7 separate regions of the Mus musculus genome follow, and all the other regions are linked to region 1. The links are chromatin loops, found by intact Hi-C in ENCODE. Cell type or tissue: heart. All regions are shown on one strand.

Region 1 (4,000 bases):
TTAACAGTTAAAAATTAAACCCATCAGTCAAAAACAAAACAAAACGACTCGCTTTCTCACGTGTAAGCAAGGGCCCAGCACTGGTGGGACAAAGCGAAGTCCAACCTCCCTGGGATTCACAGGCTTTTTTCCAATTCCGTTCAAACCCATAGGAGATGCAAGTTCTCGCTAAAAGAGCAAACGCTAGATCCGCTAAAGGGACAAACCTTGTTCTTCTCTAGGCCAGCCTTCACAACCTTGAGATCTCATACCCCAGACAATAAGCAGTCTTCTAGTCCCAGGCAGCTCTGCTCTGCGCTATTCTTCCTAAAGCCGATAGCATTCAAATCACCAGAGTTCAGAGTGAAGGGAAGGAGCAGGTACGAAGTGAGTGGCCTTGCATCTGCATACTTGGTAACGACGTAAAGTTGAGCTGAGCTGGGCTCCTTAGAAAAGAAAGCCTGGCTTTATATAAAGCTCAGGCCTCTGTGAGGTCACCCCTGCCTCTTTAAGTCACAGTGGGCTCCATCTGCTTTAATCTCCCCATCTGTTGCCTTTCCATACTTAACCCCCCTCCACCAAAGGAAATGTGAAATCCAAAATGAAAAACTACTGGAAACTGCAGAACCTAAACTGGCGACACAAACTGGCCCAAGACAGTAGGCGAGAGTTGAAAGAAGGATGGATGCTTGCCCTCCCGGACGGGTCGCGAAGGATGCCGACCTAAGCCCAGCAGCTTGGAATGTTTCCCAACTCCAGCATCCTCCTCCCTGCCCTCCTAGGAGCTGTGGTGGGGGAAAATGACAAGGAGAGTTGGGGGTAAGGGGTAGTGGCAGGCCCAGGGTGGTCTCGCCTGCGCCCTCCAGACAGCTCACCAGCTCCCTTGAGTCCGTAAAGGAACAATAGCGGACTGTGGGTCTCCAGAGCCACCGGGCGTCTCTCGCTCCCACCTCCCGTCTCCGGCTTTTCCAAGTTCAGTCAAGAGGTGGGTCGAGCCAGGGAGCAAGGACTGGGGCACCGGACCCGGGGCAGGGCACGAAAGTGGGACGGGCTGCCCCGGGGGCGCAGCCACAGCGTCCTCTCGGGTCCGGTCATTCATTCCCACCCGCGCTCCCTCCGCAGACACCCCGCGCCACTGTCCCGCACCAGACCGCCAGAGGAGGCGAACCCCCTTTCCAAACTAGGTCGCACCTCTCTCTCTTTCTGCCAGATCCCCACTATCCTCCCGTTCCTCCACCCCACCCCCCCTTCCAACTGTCTTCCGTGGTCAGTGAGCGGCCAAAGCTCTGTCCAGACCAAAACTCCCGCCCGCTCCTCTCGGCGCCCGGAGCTCTGCGCAGCCCCAGACACAAAGGCGGGGACCGAGTCCAGAGCCCGCACCCCAGCCTCGCCGCCGCCACTCACCCCATCCAAGCGGCGGCCTCAGCTCCTGGCCCCGCTGGCCGTCCCGCCCGCCGCTTCCCCAGGAAAGTGCGGCTGCCGGGCTCGCTTCCTGCTCGGCTTCCTGCGCTGGGTCCCTCCTCCTCCTCCTCCTCCTCCTCCTCCTCCTTCTCCTCCTCCTCCCGACGCGGGGTCAGTGGGCGCTCAGCTCCGGGGCTCCGCCGGCAGGGCGGGGGCAACGGCAGCACCACCACGTGGCCGCCGGGCGCCGGCCCCCGACCTGGATCCCGTGGGCTCCAGGAGGGAGTTGCTAGCCACTCCCACTCCGCGCGGCCCCAAATTCCGGGAGTCAGGTGACCTGGCCCCGGAGCTGCTCCCTGGACCTGCGGGAGGTGCTCTGCGACCGCCCACGCCCCGGCCCGCGGCGCGTCCCGGACGTCCACGCTTGCGTTTCTGCGGATCGTGGGAATCCTTCTGCGTGGGTCTGTCTCACACCTTAACTTGAAGTTAGTGAGATCCGCGGTATGCGGGTTCCACCGCTGGGGTAGGATAAGGGCTCGGAAAAAGTACTTGTTTCTGGTCAGTTTCCAAAGTTATCTGTAGTCTTAGGAAAAGCCGAGTCACCGACCCAAGCCCCCTCTGAACCAGACTGAGATCGGTTCCATTTCCAGTGTGAACGAAAAGAAAGTAAACCAGAATGTACTTACATTTTCTGGGCTAAACCAGTTGGTTGGAGCGACTGTTTCCTAACACTCCTCAGGTGTAAGACAAAACTTAGTTGTGTTCTGCTCAGGGCTTGGGAGACTATCTACAGCCTGGACTGGCCGGCTAGATAGGGGCAGGAGCGCCCTCAGCGGGGTGTCTTGAGTTTGGAAGTCCTGAGATCCGGTAAAGCTTCCCTCCCCCAGACCACCAGGACCGGACCTCTGAACCGAATCGACCCTTCCATTAATTCTGAGGGTTTGAAATCTCACTATTATTCCCCTAATTTAAGCAGGGATTTTAGTCCCACTAGCCAGCTAGATCGTAAAAAGTTTGACTCACCAAAGCTCCATGGGACTCCTGGTTGGTGTTGTGTCTTTCGCACAGAAAGGTTTCTAGAGTAAGCAGATCCTAGCTATTTTTGCTAGGATCGCCTGTAAGTCCACTGAAGTAAGGAGGAAAAACAACCAGTTCCAACAGAAGTGAGAGTCACCCTAACAGCAATCAGTGTACAGTATCTTGACTTTGTGTGTTACCATCGGATCGGGTGGTTTGTTTTTTTTTGTTTGTTTGTTTTTTTTTACCCCACCCCTTCACTCCTTTCCCTAAGAGAACACCTTGCCTTAGCTTTCACAAGCGAACTTGCCAACTAGAAAACAAAAGCTTCATCTTTAGCTCAATAGTCTTTACTTCCTAAGTACCATACATCAAAAAGAATCCCTGGGGGGGGGGGGCGGGGCAGGGGAGTGGGAGTGGGGAGCCAATTCAAAGCAAGATACACACTTTTACACATGTGATGTGGAACTAAAAACCACACTAAAAGAAACAATTGACAGCACCCTGTGTAGTGTGGGCCATTTCTTCTAACCGGGTTTTGATCTTGGGTTCTTTAATCAGTTACCAACAGAGTATTTAAGTACCTTCTACCGATCCTCCAGCTGGAGGAAAGGTAACCACCTGTGGATCTGCTTTTTGTTGAATCAGAGGCAGCTGGGAGGGTGGTACAGCCTGTCAAAGGCTCCTTTGGAAATGCCAGTGTGTGCATATTGTTTAGGAAACCGACGACAAACTGTAGTTAAACTATTCAACAAGTGTCTCTCTAACCAGCCTTTCATCACCCAAGTCTTCGCCTCTGCTTATCTTTCCTGGTCACCTGAAAAGACCCCTTTCTCACGCTGCCCTGTTCCCATAGGTGCCTTGTGTGCTACCCTCATTAGTTTATAACTCAGCCCCCATCAGCAAGTTTGATGTGTGTGAGGCACTGTGTGGAGGGGAGACTGTGCCAAAACCGTTTGCAGATTCAATCTTTTCAAACTCAAAATTAACACCCAGTGTACTCTAGAGTCTTCAACCTTCCTTAGACAACCCTCAAAATGCTTCCTCCTGCACAGAAATCGGTTTGGGGTTAAGTAACGTCTTCTCATTGTTTTGTTTTTGTTTTGCCCAGGAGTTTTAGAAATGCTAACCGAGCTCAGGTTTTGAACATGTCTGGGACTGTGAATTGGCTGCCAGAATGAAGTGAGTAACTGCTATCTAAAGACTGTTAAAATCTGATGGGATAAACAGGTTACATGGTAGGTATAACTTTTTTGTAACCCATTTTTATTACGGGTTTAACCTCTCCTCTAGCCCACCACCCAGTAGAGGTAGTGGAAGAGAAAGGTTATTAGGATATGGGGAGAGAGGACCTGCTTAGCAATAGTTTTGGGGGGCAAATTCAATCTTCTTTGGCAGCAGTTCAGTAGCAAACACCAAATATGACTTAGCAGCTGTAGACCAGTCCTCTAGGCAGGCAGACACCAGGCATAAACCAGCAGCTACAGTCTAGTTCTTTTAGTAAGAAGACACTAGACAGCTGTATCTCAGTCCTGAGGAACCTGCCGGGCTCACCAACCTGCCGCAGAAACCACAAGCTGTTGCAGGAACCTCACAAGCAGTT
Region 2 (4,000 bases), 120 kb before region 1:
ACAACAAATAAGTTAATAAATTGCTTGAATTATGGCAGTGGTGAAGCCAGGATCTGATCCTGTTGGAGTCTGGATTCTTGTTCACATATAAGCATTATCTGTGAGTGCCCTGGCTCAAGAACTCACTTGTTTGACATCTCATAAGCACTCAAAAGGGAAGTTTTCCACTCTTCCATCCCTAGCCTGCCCCTCCCCAAGTATTTACTCTCTCTGTGAACACCAACCACCATTGTCAATCCACCCAATGAGACAGAAGTCAATCTAGCTTTGATTTCTCCTCCCCCCTCTTCCTCCAGTATCTCACCTAGCACATCCTGTAGATCCCTTCTCCTAATGAGAGCTAGCCTCTTCTCTTTCTTATTACCTTCACATCATAGCCCCAGGCAGCTCACATGATAAACGAATCTTGCCTCCAATAGGTCTCATTTGTTTTGACCCATCTTAACCACTTCTCTATACAAAAGAATCATCTTACAAAACTGTATATATAGGTCACTGTTTGCCCTTCACACTTCCACAGTGAACCTAGGATTGCTTTGCTTGGCCATCACAACACACAAAGGGACTTGAGTTCTGTACAACATTCTCTCATTTCTCTGCTTCTGATTCAGTCTCTGGCTCCCCGACTCCACCCGCTTCCCAGTAGGACCTTGCCTCCCCTCATCCCGTGTAGTACTGCTCTGTGTGGAATGGGTTCCGCTGGTACTTCGTACACTGGAGATCTCAGCTTAAGCAACACCTTCTCTGTGAGGGCTTTCCTAGAAACCACTACTTTCCTTCTAAGTGCTCTGCAGTTTGTGACATATAGTCCTTTCCTTAACAGCCAGACAGTGAACTCCATCAACATAGCGACTGCCCTGCTTGCTGGTAGATACCTAACACTTAGCACCAAGCCTAGTACCCTGGAAGCACTTGATATGAGGACTTAACATGGAAAAGCAAGAGTTCACTTTGAATTTGCAGGACTCCAGAAACAGTAACAGCTGGAGAGCAGAAATATCTCCAGCAAACCAACAGGGCATAGAGAGACGAGGGCATGGGGTACAAGAGCAAAGAAAGGCTCAGAGAGAACACTAAACGCACAAGGTACTGGGGGGTAAGACAGCAGGAGACAAAGGAGCCTCCTTTATACACAGCCTGACTTGCACAGAGCTGAACAAGAGGTCTGAGAGGTCTGGGACCTAGTGCCAGACCCGCAGGAAGCCATGGAAGGCGGAATTGCTAACAGTGATCTAGAAAGAACAATGCTCAGAAGTGCAAGCCAGAGGAGGTAAGAATGGGCTACCTTCAAGTGCAGTGCTTACTCTGCTGTGGTCAGAAGACTGGAGATCAAGTCACTACTTACCCAGGCTCCGGCCTAATTTTAGACCAGGCACAAGGAACTGTTTAAAGGCTTCAAAGGTTTCAGAGAAAAACCAAGGCATTTGCATAACCAGATATAAAATTACATTAGAGGCTAGAATATCTGGTCCTAGCCCACAAGGACTTCGAGCTTGTCAGGTTAAATCTTCCTTAAAATCAGAGCCAGATGCATGGGCTGCAGTGGAATGGGAATTTAAAACATACTTTTTAAAAGTGAGGTAGAGCTCAGGGTATAGATGTGGGGCACTCTGGGCAAGAGAGTCATTTTTTTTCCCCCTTCATCCTGAGGACCTAGTCCTAGAGAAGGTAAGAAAATCTCCACATTAACTGGTCAAGAGCAATTCTCTTAAGTCAACACCACAAACACTGATCTATTTTTTTTTTCCTGAAATTTGCTTCAAAGACCCTGTTAAAGTTAGGCACTCCTGGAATGCGCAGCAGCGGGGCGCCGTGCAAAGCAAGACGGAAGAGCGGCCTGATCAATGGAACAAGTTGACGGATGTGACCACTGTTTTTGCCTTAGAATTTCAAAGCCAAACAAAAGCAAGATGCTGGTTCACCAAGAGTGTCTGTGAAAGCCAGGACGACAGCTTGACGGGACAGACAGTACTCCAAACACTTTATTGCTCCATGCTGTTCCTGAAAATAGCCAGCTTGCACTCTGACTAGCAACAGCTGGACATTACTGTATGCTCTTGTGGGGCTGGTTCATGAAATACACGTCTTAACAAATTCACGGAGGTCAGCACCTTAGGGGATCACGATAAACTTCCCGACAAAGCCAGCCAACCCGGGATTTGGCCAACAATTATAAATAAGAATAAAACCATGCACTCTAACAAGAACCAAAAACTAACTAAGAGCTCATCACACTACGCACCAAGACGGAATGGTTGCAACTGCTTATCTGGAGGGACTGCACCCCACGAGCAATTTACAGAGAGAACAACAGGATGCTGCAGAGCCAGGGTTTGCTACAGTTTGGAAAATGCTTCATGAAAACCTGACTTTCAGAAAAGAGGAACTAAATAAGGGGGTAGTAAGGCGGGTCCTAGGAAGAAAACTCAAATTTTAGTGAGGAGCGCCTTCTCGGCTAGTCATGTTGCCATGGAGACAATCTTCTTGTTAGTCATTCTTTCCACATGGGCTGGAGGACAGTATTCAAAGGGGTGTGTACTGAGAAGTATTTCTCCTTTCACAAGTAAGATTACCTTTAAGTTAAGAATAAATCAAGTGACATCCGTAGCCTTCGTCACCTGCTTACCTGAAGAAGCTTCCTGATGCACTCTGGGTGGCCATTCTTGGCTGCGACATGCAAAGCACTGTGACCTACGTGGATTGAAGGGTAAACATTGGGGAGTGGCCACATTAAAGATAGATAGATAGATAGATAGATAGATAGATAGATAGATAAATAGACAAACACCAAAAACCCAAAACAACTTTCATTTTCTTTTACCTGGTTTCCTTACACCATTTTCTTGCATATTAGTTTTGGTTGATTTCCCCCCAGACCTGCTCTTCCTTCTTATTCTCCCAACCAAATATTCCCCCCTTTAGTTTCTTGTCATGTGTTTTAGCATCCTTCCAACCCTCTTGGTTAAAGCTACTTTCTTTCTCTGCTCTTTTCTCAGGTCTGCTCTCTAGCTTCATGACCTACACCCACAAGATAACCATTAGAGGAGCCAGAACCCACATCTGAGAGAGCATGTGGTGTTTGCCCTTTTGAGCCTGGGTTACCACAAAACGCTATTTTTCTGTGAGCCTCATAGTTTCAGGGTTGTTTTTCTGAACAGATGGACGAAATTCTATTGTGTACATGCAGTAGAGTTTCGTTATCCATTCCTCTGTTGATGGGCACTTTAGGCTGATCTGATTTCTGTGCTTTTGTGATTACAGAAGCAATAAGCGAGGACTGCAAGTTTCTCTGTGGTAAGTCCTTTGGGTGAAATCTCAGGGGTGGTGCGGTAGTTGATACTTTAGTTTTTCTCTTGTTTGGAAACCCCTATGCTGATTTCCATAGTAGCTGCAGTTCACACTCCCACTGGCAGCCAGTGAGTTCCTCTTGCCTTAGCTTTTGTTGTCATTTATGATGTAAAGCGCCTCAAAGACCTTCATTTAAAACTTGAACAGCTCAAACCTTCAGAGCAAGGCACAGGAAGAAGTATGATGCTAGACAAGACCTCTCTGAATAGCACACACTCCTTACATAGTTCCTAATTGCTATGCCAAAGACAGCTAGGAGGAATAAACTCTTCTCCCACAAAGAAGGGACTATTTCTCTAGAGATTAAGGTCATACATTTAGTGTGACCATGGGTATCGCACCCACAGGTAACACTCAGAGGCTCTAACCGCTGCTCCCTGCAGGTTCTGGTCTGCACTGGTCAGGACTGTGGTAGCACCAGGCTTCACAGTACTGCAGTTAGCTGACACGGGTGTGCAAAATGCCCCGGGTCCACAACATTCACATCAGACTAGATTACCTCAGGCCCAGATACCCAGAAAAGACAGCCCTCAGTCAGCAGTGAACATTCTAGAAACCTAAATACTTCCACAATATGTTTGACCCCTCATTTCCCTCTCCTCCAAACATGCTCATCCTGAAAGAACATTACCTGGAGGTTTCAGAGTTTTTA
Region 3 (4,000 bases), 150 kb after region 1:
CTAAACCAGACAACCGAAAGTCAGATACTTACTGTCTTCCTTCCTCTTTAACTGTGTGATTTAAGTCAGGTTCTGAAAACTCTGTGAACCTCAGTTTTTTCAGCTGTAACATGAAGATGTTCAAAAACAATAGAACAACTCCCCACCCCACCCACCCCCCACCCAATGGTATCTGCCTTAACAGTCTTCTTCTGGGAGGATATGGTATTTAAAGGAGTTATATACAAAAGTGCCTAGGAAATCCAAGGCATGAATAATTGCTCCTGTTATTTTGATTTGAGCCAAGTAATTTTTCTCTACACCCTGCCTTCTGCTCTCGCCCATGATTCCCACACAGCCTCTCACATCCTTGCTCTGTTATTGGGGACTTACATGGGGTAAGGCTGGGGCTGGAGGAAATGGCTCAGTGGGGCAAGATGGAGATCCTCAGAACACATAAAATCCAGGTGGGTGTGGAGGCTGCCTATTATCCTAGTGCTTGAGAATCAGACAATGGGGATCTTTGGAACAAGCTAGCTAGCTAGACTAGTTAGACGACTAGTTAGACTAGTTAGACGACTACTTAGAAATAGAGTTCCAAGTTCAGCGAGAGATCGTGCCTCCGCAAAACGGAACCCTATGGAGCACAACCTATGGAGCACACGCGAGGGCAAGTTCAGGCCTTTACAACTCTACCTATGCACAAGCACATACACACGGGCACATATTGTAAACACAGACACGTAAAAAGAGAAAGAAGTTGGGCCAGGGTCCCCATGAGGGTTCTGTGTCAACACATGAGTGCTAACAGCAAAACCAGGGCGGGGCCAGTAAAACAGGAAACGGAAGCTAGAAGCCTTTAAAACTAGAGATGGGAGAAGATTGAATCCTGAGGTGTTAGAGAGGCCAAAGACCTACCCCATCTCTAGGAGAAACAATGGGGACGCAGCAAAGAAAGGCACTGAACTATGTGGGAAGTCAGAGCCAGTCAGTTCTGTTGGATCATGGGCTGATTCCGAAGGACCAGTCCCTGGCAGCCCCAAATCCTTCTTCACTTTGGGAAATTCTTAAGTTCTGGGCTCTGGCCCAACAGCAGTCGGAGGCTCGGAGTTCTGAGGTTGCTGTGAGACACCCACGCCCACTTCTCTCCTCTTCACCCTCCAGCCATTTTTGTTCTTTATGCCTCTATGAACGTTAAGCAAAGAGAAGAACGATGTGGTCAAGGTGATATGTATGTTTCCTGGGCTACTCTGACAAAAGAAGGGAACTGTACTGTGTTAAACTGTGGGACCTGAAGTGCAAGGGCTCCCAGACAGGACTCATTCCTCCTTCCAGCTCCTAGTGATCCTTTGTAATTCACTGACATTCCCTCTCCTGAAAATGTATCGCCCTGTTTCTTGCCTGCATTTCCACATCGCAGTCTCCCTCTGTGCGTCTGCCTCTGTGTCCAACTTTCTGACTTGCATAAAGGTTCAGCCACGCACATGTACTTAATCAAGATCTGCACTAATGACTTCATCTTAACTTAATAATCTACAACAACCTATATCCAGCTGAGGTCACATTCTGAAGTATGGGGGTGGGGGAGGGGAGGATTTCAGAATGATGTCATCCAACCCATAACACTCTCCTGGCTTCTCTGAAAGCTCTTCGGGCTGAGGTGGGGAGAGGGAGCTGCAGACCGAGAGGGAACGCACACCAGAACCGCACAGCATCTGCTTCTTCACAGTAACTAAATAGATTGCTAGGTTGAGTCTTTGGTTTTATTTTATATGTGTGGGGTTTTGTCAGCAGGTCTGTGCAGTAGATACATTCAGTGCTTGCAGAGGCCAGAAGGGGGCAGACAGGATCCATAAAGAAACTGTCAGGTAAAGAGTCTTTTCTCATGTACTTGTTTGGAAGGATCTAGTCCAGATGACCTGATGTCCCCAAGGTGTGAGACCAAAGACTGGGATTGGGAGACATTGCTGGTAGTGGAGGGTGCTGGGTCAGACCCTCAAACTCTGCCAGCTGGCTAGCTGTTTACTTCACCTGCAGTGATAGACGGCTCTCAGTCTCAGACTGCCTTGCATCAGTTCTTCCCCAGTCTAGAGACAAGAGGTGCCTTGTGGGAAGCAAGGCCATGACCCAAGCTCGACCTCACACGCGGTTTCTTTCTCGTTGCCCAATTCTCTCGCCCCCGGACAGTTTCGTACTCAGAGGAACAACAGCTCCAGTCTGGGCAGGGTAGTGAGCTCACTGCCTGCTATCACCACCACCTTCTTTGTACAACAACCAGGCCAGCTAACGGTCAAGAAATGGTCCTGTCAATCACCACGAGAGCTCTTTACTGCTTTCAGTGTCCAGGGAGAATACTGGAGGCTCTCCCTCCCACAGCCAGCCCAGTCCAAGTTTCTGCATTAGTCCCTCCTTGTTTATTACCTGCCAGGCTTACTTAGAGCAGCAACGTGATCAGAATGGTCTGGCACATGTATTTATAAAACATAAGTGGTCACAGGAAAGCTGCGTTTAATAAGTAAAGCGAACCAATCAGAAGGGGACAGCGAAGGCTCTCCATTTTACCATATCCAACAACTAAAAGCACAGTAAGAAAGTTCAGTTAAATTCGAACATCAGAGAAATGATAACTAATCCTTTAGTATAAGTGAATCCTGGGCAATGTTTGAGATGCACTCACACTAAACATTATTTATTCTGTCTCTTTATCGGCAACACCAACTTAACCGTACTGTACTGTGGTTTCTCCCGCCTGCGGCGGTTCACGGTCAAGATCTCCAACGCCTTGACTCTTGACTGCTGGGGAGGAAATCTGGGACGTCTCCAATCCTGACGTCAGCAGCCCTTCATTGTGGTAGCTTTCGTCACAAGTGCTGCTCCAGGGCCCCCAGGAGCTGCCTGGAAGGCTCACAATGCCTGCGCCTGGGAAGTCCCGGAAACAGGATGTGCATGGGATTAAGTGTTTGCAGATAATCCTGATTGATTCCTCGGGCTCTGATAGGATTTGTCCAGGATTCCCTGCTCTGTTAATGAGAAGTGAATGTTTAGGTGACATCAATCATGTTAGTGTCCATTAGGTGGAAAATTAGTTAAGGGTCATTTCAGTTACCAGTTCTAAGACACTCTCTCTCTCTCTCTCTCTCTCTCTCTCTCTCTCTCTCTCACACACACACACACACACACACACACACACACACACACACACACAATGCTTTCCTATTATCATCCCCAAATCACGCACTCTGGTTCTCTATGGCTATAAAAACAATACTTGAGTATTGTTGGAAACTTGGGAAGCATACAAGAAAATGAAGAGAAATAAGCAAATGAAGCGTTTCTAATACTGAAAAGTTACTGTCAACATATAGATACATGATCTTTCACTCCGTGTCTTTCAAAATATATATAAATATATATTGTTAGTTTTAAATTTTTAAATTTAAATATATATGTACGTATATACATATATAGGTGATTTGAATATTACCCAAGTTTAATATACATGCGACAATCTAGACATCATGAGTATACATGACTAAATCATACATGATTAAAGTGTATGGGAATATATATAAGTGATATATATATATTCCCATACACTTTAATCATGTAAAGTGATAAGCCAACTGTATACATGATACAAGTTCAAAGAGTTTGAAATGGACGATTCATTACTTATATTAACTGGGACTTAAGACTAGGCAGAGAAAGAGGATAAAATATCAAAACAAGTTCCTGATAAAGAAGAAAGAACATTGGAGTGAAGGCCACAGAGAAAGGTGAATGCTATGTCATCAAGGTGCTAACTGCCCTCTGACTCAACGGTTCCTAGGCAAAGTGAATGTTTGGTGGATAGTGAGGATCCAGTTAAGAAGACCAGTTCCTAATGCCTTCCCATGGAAATATTGACATATACAAGAAAGCAGCCACTCCACAAGCAAGTGGCTTCCAGGATGATGTCACTTCAGTGGTACTTGGGAGTCAGCCGTAGCAAGTCTGTAATCAATATGCTTATAAATTATTA
Region 4 (4,000 bases), 100 kb after region 1:
TGGACAGTGTGTGGACTTGGTGACTGAGTCACTGGCCACAAAACCTTCCACAGAGGACCATAGGAACAAGTAGGGAGGCAGCACTGACAAGTCAGTCTCTGGGTACCTGGAAATATGGTCATCCTATCATGCTCAAATTCCTGGAGGGCCATTTTCTTCAAATTCCTCACCAGTATCAAAAAGGTTTTTTTCTTGGAAGACAGAGAGGAAGATGTAGACAAAGCAGCCACTTTGGTCACGAGTTTGAAAGTCTTAATGCAGTATGAGATTCTCTGGAATTCCTGGCAGCGGCAGACATGAGTCATATATAAATGTCACTGTCTGACATTTATAGAATATTCTTCATGGCACTTTCTAGAGCTTTGTTAAGAGAGAAGCACTGAATTTTTTGGATGGCCGGGTCATTCTCCAAAGACCTTTTGTTAGAACAATAGGTCAAATCAAAGGAAATGAAACATTGCAGGCGCAAGTTAAGGACCCTTAGCTTCAAAAAGCCAAGGAGACAGACTGCTCACCTGGCTTTTAACAACTGGCTGCAACTCAGGTCTAGGAGCTCCAACATCCTCCAAGGGCACTGCACACAGACACACACGCAGGCAAAACACCCACACACACAAAAGTAAAATATTTTTAAAGAATAAATTTCCCAATAGTTCATTGGAAACTGTTTCAGTCAAACATGGAAGTTTGATATTGGAAAGGTGCAGAGTTTATGTGAAACCAACTTTAAGAATATGCGTTGTCAGTCATAGCCTCTTAGTCAGCTGCACAGACAGGAAGAAGGTCCTGGCTCCATCTTAGCTGGTGAGCAGGCCTTGGGGAAGCCCACCTTAGTCAAGTATGTCATTCAAATTCCCTTTTCCATTCACTGCTTTAGTGACCACTATGTGGTCAGCTATGGCCAATAAGAAGTAGGCAAGTCAGTTTGAAGTAATTTGTGAAGATTTTGCTTCCTGACAGAAGGAAGGCAGAAAGGGCATCCTGTTTCCTGTTTCTTAGTTGCTTTCAAACAATTCTGTGTACAATGAGAAAACTATAACCACGTAAAGGTAACACAGCCAACATACCACCATGCAGTCTACATCCATCTGGGCTCGACACTGGGGCCGTCATCAGATCTGACTAACCATTACTTGATTAGATGTATTCTATTAAAAATATTTATTATTTTTGTGTGTGTGTGTGTGTGTGTGTGTGTGTGTGTACACCTATGGAAGGTCAGGGGTTCATATCAGTACTTTAAATATTCCTTACTTTATTTTTGGAGACAGGGTCTCTGGATAAACCTGTAGCTCACTGACTGGCTAAGCTGGCTGACCACCAAACCCCTGTGATTCTCCTGTCTTTTCTATAAGTCCTAGGACTACAAGCATGTGTTAACACATCCAGCTTTTATATGGGTGTTGGGGACTGCAACTCATATTCTCATGTGTCTACAAAAAGCACATTACCTGCAGAGAGACTTAACCTCAGTCCCAAGAGCTTTATTTCTTGAGCTACTGGATGTGCTAATTGTCATTGTAACCAGATGCATGCTAACTCCATCAAACTCTGAGTTTAACTTTTTTCTTCAGTTGCCACCAGGATGCTCAATCCTTTTCAGGGAGCTAGGACCTCATTGGGGAGTAAAAATTCCTTCTGGTGTTGCAAGTAGAATAGATTCATCCTACTTTGTCTGGCCTGCGTATGCTGGTACAGGCTAGAGATGAAGAAATAGACACCAAGGCTAAACTTTTCACTCAAGTGCTTTGGGAACAAGTCCTGGGAGAGAAGCTAAGAGACTGACTGGGCAATGGGAGAAGGTAAGAAAGGAAGCGGCTGCATCAGGGCCTCTGCTCTGGAGCTGGGAAGGCACTGCAGAGTTGACCCTGCTGAGGTAAAGTTGACGAAGCTTTGTGCCCTACATGGGTCTCTCTTTATAGAGAAGATATTAGAGGAAAGGGTGTAGCCTTTGGCAGGAGGCAATTCCTGAAGAGGGACTCATCTATAAGCAGCCAGCAGCCAACACACCCTGCAGTTGGGAAATGAGAACACAGGTCCTGAAGGGGCTGGCTGGGCGGCCACCAGCGTGTTGCCAAAGAGAACCCCTCCCTTTTCCTGCTGCACACTGTGGCAGGCAGCCATGAAAAACACTTCCATTTCCTCCAGGGGAACCCTTCTGGCTTCTGATGCGGTCCTTGAGGCTAAACACTCTAAAGGACAGACTCTATCCAGGGAAGGATGAGAAGCCTGCAGCGAGCAGCTGGTTCCATGGTTACTCATACACTCCACCCAGTCCGGCAGGCTCTGAAGCAGACCTCAGCAGGAAGAGGAGAAACGTAGACTTTGCACAGATTGCCCACACTGGGCTGCAATGGAGCACCCAAAGAGGCGGATGTGGCTTGGGAGAGGGGACATTGTTAGAAGGAAACACCCATGCATTATCCAAACTTGTCCAGGTAAAAGTCAGGCAGGATTTTAGAAATCTGGTGGTTTTTAGACAAAAGAAGTGCGTCAGATACAGTGGCATGACACACCCAGGTCCAACATCCTCTGGGAAAGAAGAAATTTGAATCAAGTTTTGTTTTGACTAGATGGGATGCTTTGTGGCCAGGATGTGGACTTCAGGATGGCTTTGTTGCCTACTGCCAGCCCTCATGCCCTCCCCCCTCCCCATCTCCTCTTGGCTGAATGCAGTTGTTAGACAGCCCTGTATTACTCCTTCTGGGAATTGTTGGAATTCTCCTCCCTTCTGAACTGTGGATTCATGCCTCTGGAGTGGTGGCATTGGCATGAAATCTCACATTCACATCCCTTAGAGGGTCAGTTTCTAGCTCTCTCAGGGAATGTCACTATTTGCACATCCTCTCCCTCCCTCACAGGATGGCTCCTTGGAGGGGTAGGCAGACAGGTTTTGTTTTATTTGAGCAGAGTGATGGAAGGATAATCTTAGTAGTTCCTCCATGTTTTTCTAAGGATGAGCTTCTATTGTGGTGTAGAAAGGAAAGGCTACTGCTGTCCGGGTTTGACATTGAGTGGAGTAGGTAGGGTCTCAAAAGCTTTCATGGGTGGTCTAGGGAGAGGCTGTGCATGGCCAGGGTTTAATTACCCCCTCCCCCCAGTTTTTGTGGGTTTGGATACAGCCAAAAACTACTTGATGACTCCATCATCTCAATTCCATGCTGTTCACCATGTGTCATAATACAGCGCTGTGAGGTGGGGTCTGTGCTGGCTTGCTTCCTATTGGTATGATAATATCACAATCAAAAGTAGCTTGGGAAGGAAAGGGCCTTAAAAAAAAAAAAAAACAGTTTATAGTTCATCATGGAAGGATGTCAGGAGGAAGAAACTGAAGCAGAGGCCGGGGAGAAATGCTGCTTATTGGTTAGTTCTCTGTGACTCACACTGTTTGTTGTATAATACAACCCAGGAATTCCCCAGGGTCACCCTGCCCATAGTGTGCTGGGCCCTCCCACACCAATTACGAATTGTGAAAATGCCATACGGATTTGCCTAAGAGCCAATCTTAGGGAGACATTTTCTCAACTGAGGTTCCCTCCTATTATGTGACTTGAGCTCTAAGAATGCAGAATGTATAACACAGAGAAAGTTAATCATAGTAAAGACATATGTGGTGAAAATTGGGCCTGGATTCCCACACTGACAATCCAGTCTAAGACCTATGCTCAAAAATACTACTTTTACTTTGGGTCAGGTCTACTTCGTAGTGATCTATCTGATGGAGTAATGGTGTCTTAGGATCTCATTGCTGTGAAGAGATACCATGACCAAGACAACTCTTATAAAAGAAAACATTTAATTGGGGCTGGCTTATAGGTTCAGATATTCAGGCCATTATCATCATGGTAGGAAGCATGGCAGCCTTCAGGCAGATGTAGAGCTGGAGAAATTGCTGAGAGGACTATATCTTGATCTGAAGGCAGCCAGAAAGAGATTGTATAGGCAGGGTATCAGGAGGAGGCTCAGATTCCAGAATGGGTGGAGCCTGAGCATGTGGCAT
Region 5 (4,000 bases), 56 kb after region 1:
TTTATAGCAACTCTGTCAAGTATTAGCCCCCTCTAGTTTGAAGATAAGAAAACTGAGACTCCAAGGTTTTACTTGCACTGTGAGTAGGTGGCAGGAGACTTACTATGTGTCTACATCACTTGGAGGTTTCAGAAAGTAACTGATTTAATCATCACAACTGGACTGGGTGGCCCCAAAGGCCTTTATACCTCATAGCCATTTCAACAAATAGTCCTTGAATCGTATATTCCCTTCCAAACCAATTGTCTAGTCACAAAATATATGGAAGCCAAAACTAAGCTGTCTGTCTTGAGAAGGCTTATACTAAAGTGGAAGACATGAATCACACAAAGTCTGAACTGTACTGAGTCAGTTGCTAAACTGAGTGGCCGCGGTTCAGCATCTTGGGAGAACGCAGAAAACAGGAAGGCTGAAAAGTCACAAGAATGGGCTTAACGAGAAGCTGGTTTTCTAGTGAGAATGAAATTGGACAAGCGAGGAGTGTCAGCGGGGGCAGGAGGATAGAGAGGAGAGACAGAAACAAGCCCATCCAGTGTAAGAGAAAACTGAGCTTACTAAAATAAGGGTGTACTAGCACATGTAGCAAAGAGGACAGGGCAAGGGTAAGGAGCCTATGAAAGCCACAAAAGTCACAAGAATTACTGCATAGCAAGAAGACTTACAGGGTCAAACAGGCAAGTTGTGCCTTTAGGGAGATGGAAGGCACCAAGAGGACAAGCACTATGCTAAAGAAGTAAGCCAGAGCCAGACATGATCAATGTCAAAAGGGGAGACATGGGTGACTCCACGGTTGCTACCTTGGTCTCGCTCAGGAAAGGAAGCGAGGGTGATGACAGGAAGACGGGTGGAAGAGTTGCCTGTGCACTGCTCTTCTGAGTTTAAATAGGAGCATCTCCAAAATGAAATGAATGTTCTGTTGCTCCTTAGCTGGCAGTGACTTCAGGGTTGGTGGGCTGAGGAGACAGGGATGGAGTAGGGGACGGTTCCTTACATACCTGAGTGTGTATGTGAGACATGCCTCAAAGCAGGGAGACAGAAGAAAAAGCCTAAACACACCCAGTTTATCATTGTGCTAAATCTTGAGGAATTTAAAGTACGTCGGTATTAACCAACCAGTCAGCCATGATTTACTCTAGGAGCAGAGGCCCTGCTCTGCTCTGTCCCTGGGAAGTGTTTATCCTCCTGGGTTCCCTTGGCAATGAAAAGCTTGCTTTCATTAAGACATGCATGCTCATTTCTGTCTAAGTGTTAAGGAATCCTTTCCAATAAACTTTCCAATAAACCAGTCATCCCTGAGACTTACACATTTCCTATGAAGATCTAGCAACTCCTTGACATCTAGACCTCTTGAAAATTTAGGTGTTTCCCTGCAAGGCAAACAAGCACACAAATGATCAAATAAATAAAAAATCCCTCTCCAGTAAGCAGGTCAGCTTTCATTTCCTTCGGGAGAGGCCACAGACAAGCTGTAAATAGATTTGATTTGTAGATGTCTGGCCCCCCCCCCAACTTCCTGGCCTTCTCTTATTTATTGAGCACAAATTGAGAGTTGGATTTATTTGTTCATTTTAAATCTTTTGAATTGCCTAGAAATGAAGAGAAACTCATTCTGTCTTGAAAATAATTAAGATGCTCCAGTCTAAAGTATGCCTCATGCTGTGTGATGTATCTCTCAGAAAATTTATGTGTGTGTGTGTGTGTGTGTGCACTCATGTGTGTGGAAAAGAGAGAGACACAGAGAGACATAGACACAGACAGAGAGATAGCAAGACAGAGACACAGAGAGACACAGACAGCAGGGAGAGACAAGGATGTAAACTATTTTCTTAGACGTAGTGTGAGAGCAGACTGAGTCCTTGAATAGATGATAATAAGCACTAACTTGAAAACATCTGCTCCAAGCAAGTCTCAATCAAACTTCTGAAGAGGCTTCACCAGACACAAAATGGCATTTCCTGATCAGCTGTCGGGAATACTATGTGTCGTCTACAGACATGAATCACATCCCCTTTTGGTACATTCCATTTCACAACAGGGACATGAGCCTTTTCCTGCTGGGCCTTACCAGCTTTGCAGGCAGAGGGAGGAGCTAGCCTTTCTCCTGTGAGACACACACTTAGCCCGAACGTTCTGCTCCCCTGGCCTGAGAGGCAGAGAAGCACCAAGATGAGAGAAGCTTAGGTGATTGGCTGGGTAGGCATATAAACAGCAAAGCCAAAAGTCCAGTTAGATGTGGGCTTTTCTATAGGCACTGAAGGCTTTTGAAAGTCACCAGCATTGACTAAGAAACTTGTTCAGTGCTTACATGTTGTTTCTGTTAGACTCACCTAGACACACCTCTTTTGTTTACTTTGCCAACTTGATGCCGCCATTGGCTTTTCTTACCTTGAGGGATGGGGGTGGAGCCACTTGCTCTGTCCAGAAGAACATGAAAGCAGAGCTGGAGACCATGCTTACTTAAGTCTCCTTTTGAATGACCTGGAATTGTTTTCTTTTTTTTTTTTTTTTCCATTTTTTATTAGGTATTTAACTCATTTACATTTCCAATGCTATACCAAAAGTCCCCCATATCCACCCACCCCCACTCCCCTGCCCACCCACTCCCCCTTTTTGGCCCTGGTATTCCCCTGTACTGGGGCATATAAAGTTTGCAAGTCCAATGGGCCTCTCTTTCCAGTGATGGCCGACTAGGCCATCTTTTGATATATATGCAGCTAGAGTCAAGAGCTCCGGGGTACTGGTTAGCTCATAATGTTGTTCCACCTATAGGGTTGCAGATCCCTTTAGCTCCTTGGCTACTTTCTCTAGCTCCTCCATTGGGAGCCCTATGATCCATCCATTAGCTGACTGTGAGCATCCACTTCTGTGTTTGCTGGGCCCCGGCATAGTCTCACAAGAGACAGCTACATCTGCGTCCTTTCAATAAAATCTTGCTAGTGTATGCAATGGTGTCAGCGTTTGGATGCTGATTATGGGGTGGATCCCTGGCTATGGCAGTCTCTACATGGTCCATCCTTTCATCTCAGCTCCAAACTCCGTCTCTGTAACTCCTTCCATGGGTGTTTTGTTCCCAAATCTAAGGAGGGGCATAGTGTCCACACTTCAGTCTTCATTCTCCTTGAGTTTCATGTGTTTAGCAAATTATATCTTATATCTTGGGTATCCTAGGTTTGGGGCTAATATCCACTTATCAGTGAATACATATTGTGTGAGTTTCTTTGTGAATGTGTTACCTCACTCAGGATGATGCCCTCCAGGTCCATCCATTTGGCTAGGAATTTCATAAATTCATTCTTTTTAATAGCTGAGTAGTACTCCATTGTGTAGATGTACCACATTTTCTGTATCCATTCCTCTGTTGAGGGGCATCTAGGTTCTTTCCAGCTTCTGGCTATTATAAATAAGGCTGCTATGAACATAGTGGAGCATGTGTCCTTCTTACCTGTTGGGGCATCTTCTGGATATATGCCCAGGAGAGGTATTGCTGGATCCTCCGGTAGTACTATGTCCAGTTTTCTGAGGAACCGCCAGACTGATTTCCAGAGTGGTTGTACAAGCCTGCACTCCCACCAACAATGGAGGAGTGTTCCTCTTTCTCCACATCCTCGCCAGCATCTGCTGTCACCTGAATTTTTGATCTTAGCCATTCTGACTGGTGTGAGGTGGAATCTCAGGGTTGTTTTGATTTGCATTTCCCTGATGATTAAGGATGTTGAACATTTTTTCAAGTGCTTCTCTGCCATTCGGTATTCCTCAGGTGAGAATTCTTTGTTCAGTTCTGAGCCCCATTTTTTAATGGGGTTATTTGATTTTCTGAAGTCCACCTTCTTGAGTTCTTTATATATGTTGGATATTAGTCCCCTATCTGATTTAGGATAGGTAAAGATCCTTTCCCAATCTGTTGGTGGTCTTTTTGTCTTATTGACGGTGTCTTTTGCCTTGCAGAAACTTTGGAGTTTCATTAGGTCCCATTTGTCGATTCTCGATCTTACAGCACAAG
Region 6 (4,000 bases), 130 kb before region 1:
CTTCTCATGTCTGGTACTAGGTGATGCTCTCTGAGTCCCTCTCTTCTCATGTCTGGTACTAGGTGATGCTCTCTGAGTCCCTCTCTTCTCATGTCTGATACTAGGTGATGCTCTCTGAGTTCCTCTCTTCTCATGTCTGATACTAGGTGATGCTCTCTGAGTCCCTCTCTTCTCATGTCTGATACTAGGTGATGCTCTCTGAGTCCCTCTCTTCTCATGTCTGATACTAGGTGATGCTCTCTGAGTCCCTCTCTTCTCATGTCTGATACTAGGTGATGCTCTCTGAGTCCCTCTCTTCTCATGTCTGGTACTAGGTGATGCTCTCTGAGTCCCTCTCTTCTCATGTCTGATACTAGGTGATGCTCTCTGAGTCCCTCTCTTCTCATGTCTGGTACTAGGTGATGCTCTCTGAGTCCCTCTGACATGAAGTCTGGGGGTGGGGGTGGGGTCTTCATTTTGGGGGAGATGAACTAACATAATGAGAGCCTGAGAACAATCCTAAGCAACTGAAATTGAAGTTTCTTCTACAATATAATAGATTCTTTTAAAAGTATCCAATGGAACATTTACTCAGTTACATTAATTAAGATTTGGAAAATTTAACTTTTTTTTAAAAATGTATTTAGTGTATGAGTATTCTGCTGCATATAAATCTGCAGGCCAGAAGAAGGCATCAGATCCCCTTACAGATGGTTGTGAGCCACCGTGTGGGAATTGAACTCAGGACTTCTGAAAGAACAGCCAGTACTCTAACTGTTGAACCATCTCACCAGCCCCAGAAAATTAAATTTCTAAAGTCCACAAATCCACACATTTATAGAACATACACTATAAGAAAGTGAATGTTGGAGAAAAGGGGACCTTGGAAATCCTATAGACTCATTTCAATAGAATTCTAAAGATATATTCTTTGCAACACAGTGGGTATAGGTATCTATCTGCATCTCCTTTAAAAGGGACTTCTTCATTTTTTTTTTTTTTTGTTTTTCTTTTTGAGAGAGGGTTTTACTATACAGCACAGGCTAGCCTCAGAATTGGGGTCCTAGGACAGATCTTTAAAAGGCACAATTGGACTAGAATGTAAATAAATAAGATGATTTTAAAAAAAGGCACCACTGACTAGCCCCTGTGTTGGTGAAGCCATTGCGACTGCATTTGACTTACTGGCACTTTCTTTACCTAAATGTACTTAGAGCCCACGGTGGGAATTAAAGTTAGCTAGTGGGAGCAGCAGGGCTATAGAGTCCCCTCTGTCTTGGTGATATACCTTGCTGCTTGGGTACAATGAGAGTGAGATGCTATAAGCCTGAGACCTGTGGCCTGCACCCCCAAACTGTAAATGCATAAGATGAAATACACAGGCTATAGCAATCTGATAGCTTATTTTTGACACACTAAATAACTAAGACTGAAAACAGGTCCAACAACTGCTGTGCATTTAGTGGGAGGTACAGTAACTGGTATCTGAACTTGTCTACAATCGTAAGGTGACAGGAAATTCTGAGTCCTCCGGGCACTGCTGCTACTCTGCCAACACTATTTACTGCCGCATTCTTAATTAGAGAAAATACTAATGGGAAGTGAGAACTGAAGATGGAATTTTTTTTTACACTCAAACTTAGTTCTTTAACATATAAACCCCTCCTAGTGGAGAAAGCACGCCTGTGCACTGCTGGCTTAGTTCTTTAACATATAAACCCCTCCTAGTGGAGAAAGCACGCCTGTGCGCTGCTGGCAGTCCTGGGACAGGCATGAGCTGGTTCTCATGACCTTACACAGAGGGCTTGACTGGACGCTGCTCTCCTTATGTAAACATGTAAGAAATTAAATGTGGTCAAAGGCAGGAAAGGCGATTTTCCTGTTCATACCTGCAGTACTGTCGCTCAGCCTGTCTTTGTTTTCTTGTATGGAGCTGATCTCAGCCTGTGTGTAGAAACACAAATGACAGTTAAGGAATTTTCCTGAATATCGTGCTCATTACACTTAAGTGTCACACTGACTACTCTCCTTGAGTCTGACCGCAGAAAGAAGGTCTCCTGGGAATCCACTAGTAAAATGATAGAAAATGTCACAACAGGAAAACAGGCAGTTAAAATATATGCAAATAAAAGAAAATACATGCAAGTAAGAGACAATTACTTATAAAAGTATAGTTTTGAAAATTTCAGAAATTGCAGAGGATATACTCTCAGAATATTTTTTTAGAAATTGTAGTTATATTTTAAATTATAGTTTATATAGCAGCCTTTTTTCTGGACTTTATCCTAAAACCTGAGATAGCAGAGTTTTGTTTTTTTTTTTTTTATAATATAGTTAAATAGAACTAGTATTTATGTGTGTCATGAATTGACTAATTAAGTATATTAAACATGATTTTTTTTACATCTATTACTTGTTAAATTTTCTGCTATTAATCCGTTTAAAGGACATAGTAATACGTAAGAGCTGTCTGGGAGGAAAACATTTTGTAAGGGAATAAAAATTTTCATGGTCTTGGACTGATGGTTAATGCCCTTAAGACTTTGTTTGTCCTTAAACTTTGTTAAATTACTGCAAGGTTCCTTGAACTCACTCAATACAACACCTTGCCAGAAATCCCTGTACTTCATCTAGGTGAGCTACAGTGTCAGGAACATACGGAGTTGGTCACTGGTAGCACAGTGGCTTATTTTTGACACTTGATAAAAGATGGCTGTCCCGCCCTTTTCTCTTCAGCTGTAAAAGATACGAACGGTGGCAAACTGCCTCAAATGACAGTTGACAATTTCATGAGATTATAGCAAATGATTATAGCACAGATAGCAGCACCATGGCAACCACAGATTTCCATCAGTCATCCCCAAGGTTTCCTTCTCACAGCCAATCCTTGCCTGCTCTGTCCCCAGGCGGCCAGGACTCCCCGATTTTCATTTTCTACAATGGACTGCCACACAGTAAGGGTATATGTGTAGCTGGTTTTTATTGTTATTATTGTTATTATTATTATTATTGACGGCTTTCTATGTCTGGTGCTGTTTATATGCCACACAGCTCATCCCTTCTGCACGTCATCATTGAGTGATACGCTTTCACACAGATATATCGTATTATCTGCATCCACTCAGTACTGATGGCAATTCAGCTTAGGCTACTGTGAATAAGACAGGGACATTTAAGTATCCAATTCTGTATGGACATTTTTTTTTCCTTTTGTTGGGAAAACACACAGGGCTGGATCATAGAGTAGGCACATGTTTAACTTGTAAAGGAATTGTGAAACATACAAAATAGCTAACATTTTACAATCCCACCTGGAGAAAACGACAGATGTACTTCGACTATATTGCATGCTCATCAACCTTTGGTCTCAGCCATTCTAAATTGGCACTTAAAGAAATCTTGCTTTGCTTTGTGTTGTTTAGGAGCCAGAGCCCACCTTACTGTTGAGAGTTACAATTCACGGTATTGCTGGCTGCAATGCATTGTGTCTCTCCAGCCACAATCTTACTAGATGACGTCAGAACGCTAATACAGGACCATGATTCCCTTGTGTTGCCTATATGAGTGTTCATCTCAAAAGTCTACTGATACGGCCTAAAGTAAAGGAAGTGGCAGTGTGCGGGAGTGGGCCTCAGAATTCACCTTTAATAAGTCCGAGTTGGAGGATGTAAATACACAACCAGCTACACAGGAGGGATTCGTTTAACAGTTAGAAATTTCCCCTGTCCAACTACAACATCCCAGGGATGCCTAGGTAAACAGTCATTATAACCGAGGTCCCCCCTCTTCTTTAAAATACTTTCTAAATACATACTTTACAGAATTGGTAGAATAAGGCCTAATGGACTTTCTAAAATAGATTAATACTGCTTTTATAGTCAGGAAAAGAATTTGTGCAGCCATGAGAAAAGCTTTGTTGTTGTTTTGGTTGGAAATGTCAACTCGGTTTGGTAAGATCAGTTCTAGGTGAGCTATTGTTGAGCTATGGAATGGTTTTTAATGACTGTGTTTTTAATTATGC
Region 7 (4,000 bases), 230 kb before region 1:
AGGCGGGGTGGGGGTCAGTAACTGGAAGACAAGGATCCTGGAACTAAACACCCATTAAATCAACTCCCTGTTAACTGGCTTAGGGTCTACGAACTGCTGTCTCCAGGAAGAAGGCCATCTACACGAAAATTAGACATAAACACTGTCCAGTCCCTCCAGGGAACCCTAAGCATAAGATCCTGTCAAGTTTTGACTGGAGTCACTTCGCTGCTTCGGTGGCCCAAAGGTGGGTCAGAGCGCCGACTCCAACTTCGGGAGTCGGGCCTCTTACCTTGCAAACCGGACCTGGAATACGATCTCTATTTTCCTCCTCCGCCTCTTTGGCCACATCGGCCTGCTTAGCTGGCTGCCCGGCATCTTTCGAGCTCCTTTTTGGCTTCTTCGCTTGAACCTCCAAGCCTCCACGCCGCTTTCTCTTGGTCGCCGCCATCTCGCCTCGCCGCGTCGGTCGCTGCCTGCACTTCCGGTTCTGCCGCTCGCTCTGCCTTCCGATCTCTATGGTAGCCCACGTTAGGCTGTGAGTTAAGTCATCCGGCTCCAAGGCGCTCGCTTCCGGTCTCGAGGTAGACTCTCTAGGCACACGGCGGCTCGGTGGTGACGGTGGCCTAGGTGGTTGCGTATCTGAACGGTGGCGGGAGCTGTTTGCCTGGCTTGCTAGCTTTTTGGACGCTCAGGGTGTTCTTGGGGCTGGGGTGGCAGGGGCTTTGAGGGGTCGGACGTCACCCACAGCCTGGCGCCAGGGGCTCCCTTAGTGGCCGCTGTGCGGCGAGCGGGCCGAAGTCGCGTTCTCCTGCAAGCCAGGTTGGTGGCGCTCAGAGGTGCTAAGCAAGCCCGGTTACCCGCGCCTTTTAGAGCTACCCTGTGAACTGCATTCAGTGTAGAATACCGTAGTTTTGAGACATGAAAATAGAATGATCTCGATTTCGGCTCGGGTTGAGGTCGCCAGTCCTGTCCGCACTGATAGCGAGGTTTGTTGTTCCGTGTCTCAGGTTTTCACACATCTTCCGGAAGAGGAGCATCCTTCTTCTCGGAGCCGACGGTACCGTGGACCATCCATGCCTCTCCTAACCCAGTACAATGAAGAGGAGTACGAACAGTACTGCTTAGTGGCCAGCCTTGACAACGTTAGGAATCTCTCCACTGTCTTGAAAGCCATTCATTTCAGAGAACACGCCACGTGTTTTGCTACCAAAAACGGAATCAAGGTTACAGTGGAGAATGCAAAGTGTGTGCAAGCAAATGCCTTTATTCAGGTATGGGGGAGTGAAGACATTTTTAAAGCATTCCCTAATGAATGAATTTGGAAGGACTTAATTCAACAAAACTCAAGTTAGTGAACAAAATGTCGTTACTTTTTTTTCTTTCCTGCCAACAAATACTTTCCCCATCTTGTCTCACACAGATAACGATTACTAGTGATAGTTTATTAATGACTCTTCTCACCATTTTCCTCTTTTAATCTTTACACATATAGACACTTTCTCGTTTGACATAGTGGCACCAGATTTAATTTTCAGTAGTCTTACAACTGATTGAATTAGGGCGAGAACCCTATTTACTCTTTACAGTATTATTGTCATGCACGTTTTAGTTTTTCCTCTTATTGGCTGTAATTTTTCCTCGGAGCATTTTCCCCCGGAGATAGAGTCTAACATGTAACCCTGGTTACCTGGAACTTGGTTTATAGACCAGACTGGCTTCAAGTTCTTGGAGATCCGCCTGCTTCTGCCTTGCCTCTGCCTCCCAAGTGCTGGGATTAAAGGCATGTACCACCACTGCCTGACACTGAATTATCCTATCCTTAAGTGACTTTAGCTTTAAGGGATAGGCACAAGACAGAGTTAGGGCAAGTTCACATAGGTGTTAAATTTAGATACAGAAATGAAGATGAAGAGCCCTTACTAGGGGGTGGTAACTTTGTGGTGTTTGGCTTTTTAATATTTTTAGAAAGGTTTATTTTATGTATGTGAGTACATTGTCTTCAGACAGACCAGAAGAGGGCATCAGAACCCATTACACATAGTGGTGAGCCATGTGGTTGCTGGGAATTGACCTCTACCTCTGGAAGAGCAGTCAGTGCTCTTAACCTCTGAGCCAACCTCCAGCTCCTGGCTTCTTAATTTCGTGTGTATGAGTGTTTTGCCTGCATGAATGTCTCCAAAAGGCGTGTACCTGGTTCCTGCCAAGTTCCTGTGAAGGGGGTGTTGGATCCCCTGAAAATGGTTACAAAAGGATTTTAGTCACCGTGTGGGTGCTGGAAATTAAACCTGTGTCTTCTAGAAGATTAGCAAGTATTCTTAACTGATGAGCCATCACTTAGTGTTCCACGTTTAATGATTAAACCATTCAGTAGTATTCAAGTGGGGAAAGGTTGAAAACTTAGTATGTCTTAGTTGGGAATGAGAAATACTCTCATGGAGTTGGCAGAGTATTGTTACTTTCTAAGCATAAAGTGAAATATAGACGTGTGAATTTTCATTCTTTAATATAATCCACTTTCATGTTTTCATGTTTGCTTTCTCATAGGCTGACGTGTTTCAGGAATTTGTCATTCAGGAAGAATCTGTTACTTTTCGAATTAACTTAACTATCCTTTTAGACTGTTTATCTATTTTTGGATCAAGTCCTACACCAGGTGAACTATTTTACTACTACAACTACTGCTACTACTATTGTTGTGGCATAAAAGTATTTATTATGGTTAAAAAAATAGAAAATACATACAGGAAGGTTTCTAGAATATAAGCTTTTTAATTTTTTTTAATCTTTTTTTTTGGAACAGAGTCTTATGTATCCCAGACTGGCCTTGAGCTCCCTGTGTAGCTGAGGATAACCTGGAATTTATCTTCCTGCCCTTGCCTCAAGTGATGAGATTATAGAGATAGGCAACCATTTATAGTTTTATGTGGTGTTGGGGATTGAAACTGGCACTTCATACGTGTTAGCCAAGCACTCGACTACAGCTGAGCTACGGCCCCAAGCCCAACAGTATTTTGTTAGAAAACTAACTTCTCAGGGAAGGACTAGTGAGGCCCCACCCCTAGTAGAGATGCTTTTGGCAGCTGATGGCAGCTAGGGGAGGGAAAAGTCATTTCTTTGGAACAAGTTGAGGAGTCCTAGGGAGGGAAGTATTAGGCCCTAATAATTAGGGGGTGCATTTGTATATATGAATTAAATTTTTAAAGAATAAAGGGAAACTGATTTCCAATTCATTTTCCTCCTAGTTGTTATAATCATAGGACATAAATATTTAAACTACAAGTTGAATGTTTGTTTTAGTTCTTTACATATTTGTGAAGGTATTTATTCATTTTAGGTCATCCTAATAGGCAAGGTATGTTATTACCTTACCTTCCTTTTTGCTGTGAAAAGAATGACTGACAAAGCAGTTTTAGGGTTTATTAATTAGGCTCACAGTTGGAGTGTGTAGTCCATGTGGCAAGGATGAACCTGGAAGCGAAGCAACAGCACAAGGCGGCTGGTGGCATTGTGTCCACGGGCAGGAAGCAGAGAAGAGCTTAGGTGGCTGTCTTCTTTTTATCCAGTCTAACACAGAAGCTCTTAAAATGGTGCCACCTGCATTTAGGGTGGGGCTCCCACCACCTCATCCTGATCATCAAATCCCTATCACAGACATGCCTAGAGGCTTGTCTCTTAGGTGATGCTAGAGCCGGTCAAGTTGACAATATTCATCATCACACAAGGCTCCAAGATTGTAAGTTTAAGATCAAAAGACTTTAAATTCATGAAATACCTTTAACGTTGTGAAATACGTTTTAATTACATATGTATTCTGACTTACTCAGAACTAACGTCTACTTAGAAGCAGGAGAAGCCAATTTTGCTCACTCTCAGTTGACCATTAATTAGGAAATTCAGTTGCCCTGTATATAAGACTAGAAGAATCCAAGAATTGTTTTATTTCATAGGGAAGTAACTCATGGCTTTGCACTGGCAGGTTCATAATTAAGTTTTGGTTTTTGTAGACAGGGCCTTGAGT

Evidence for each region. Peaks named below come from ENCODE experiments on the same cell type or tissue, not always from the same donor. Only the 100,000 strongest peaks of a DNase experiment are listed, where the experiment ranks them.
Region 2: a loop joins it to region 1, with 2.1 times the contacts of the local background. A loop is called at or near these places in 4 of 42 quality-filtered maps.
Region 3: a loop joins it to region 1, with 5 times the contacts of the local background. A loop is called at or near these places in 15 of 42 quality-filtered maps.
Region 4: a loop joins it to region 1, with 10 times the contacts of the local background. A loop is called at or near these places in 7 of 42 quality-filtered maps.
Region 5: it touches region 1 in a loop (2.7-fold over the local background); 3 of 42 quality-filtered maps call a loop at or near these places.
Region 6: it touches region 1 in a loop (3-fold over the local background); 2 of 42 quality-filtered maps call a loop at or near these places.
Region 7: a loop joins it to region 1, with 2.4 times the contacts of the local background. A loop is called at or near these places in 8 of 42 quality-filtered maps.

What each region holds. Positions count from the first base shown.
Region 1 is chr15:10,713,140-10,717,139 of GRCm38, forward strand. Rai14 (retinoic acid induced 14) reads right to left here and starts at 1,492. Exons shown (of 18, transcript NM_001166408.1): 1 at 1,384-1,492. It overlaps 4930556M19Rik (RIKEN cDNA 4930556M19 gene), which reads left to right and starts at 1,697. Exons shown (of 7, transcript NR_045063.1): 1 at 1,697-1,841; 2 at 3,509-3,635. In heart, a CTCF peak has its summit at 2,190; DNase peaks (open chromatin) are centred at 832 and 1,622; H3K4me3 peaks cover 2,586 bases; H3K27ac peaks cover 2,507 bases; H3K27me3 peaks cover 1,411 bases.
Region 2 is chr15:10,597,094-10,601,093 of GRCm38, forward strand. It overlaps Rai14 (retinoic acid induced 14), which reads right to left. Exons shown (of 18, transcript NM_001166408.1): 5 at 2,627-2,691. It overlaps Gm10389 (predicted gene 10389), which reads left to right and starts at 3,200. Exons shown (of 3, transcript NR_033541.1): 1 at 3,200-3,294. In heart, no CTCF peak of the experiment used is centred here; a DNase peak (open chromatin) is centred at 2,068; H3K27ac peaks cover 706 bases.
Region 3 is chr15:10,867,218-10,871,217 of GRCm38, forward strand. No RefSeq gene overlaps it. Among named protein-coding and RNA genes, the nearest start is that of Gm19276, 40 kb to the left of the region's middle. In heart, a CTCF peak has its summit at 1,792 (motif pointing right); a DNase peak (open chromatin) is centred at 2,814; H3K27ac peaks cover 909 bases.
Region 4 is chr15:10,816,276-10,820,275 of GRCm38, forward strand. No RefSeq gene overlaps it. Among named protein-coding and RNA genes, the nearest start is that of Gm19276, 11 kb to the right of the region's middle. In heart, a CTCF peak has its summit at 2,022; a DNase peak (open chromatin) is centred at 2,126; H3K27ac peaks cover 1,149 bases.
Region 5 is chr15:10,769,460-10,773,459 of GRCm38, forward strand. The region is part of intron 5 of 4930556M19Rik (RIKEN cDNA 4930556M19 gene); the gene reads left to right. Among named protein-coding and RNA genes, the nearest start is that of 4930556M19Rik, 57 kb to the left of the region's middle. In heart, no CTCF peak of the experiment used is centred here; a DNase peak (open chromatin) is centred at 2,052; H3K27me3 peaks cover 342 bases.
Region 6 is chr15:10,581,914-10,585,913 of GRCm38, forward strand. Rai14 (retinoic acid induced 14) reads right to left here. Exons shown (of 18, transcript NM_001166408.1): 13 at 1,869-1,923. Among named protein-coding and RNA genes, the nearest start is that of Gm10389, 16 kb to the right of the region's middle. In heart, a CTCF peak has its summit at 1,669; no DNase peak of the experiment used is centred here.
Region 7 is chr15:10,485,464-10,489,463 of GRCm38, forward strand. It overlaps Brix1 (BRX1, biogenesis of ribosomes), which reads right to left and starts at 474. Exons shown (of 10, transcript NM_026396.3): 1 at 272-474. The coding sequence starts at 430. Rad1 (RAD1 checkpoint DNA exonuclease) reads left to right here and starts at 555. Exons shown (of 6, transcript NM_011232.3): 1 at 555-801; 2 at 990-1,253; 3 at 2,527-2,635. The coding sequence starts at 1,056. In heart, CTCF peaks have their summits at 766 and 1,985 (motif pointing right); a DNase peak (open chromatin) is centred at 558; H3K4me3 peaks cover 1,902 bases; H3K27ac peaks cover 1,409 bases.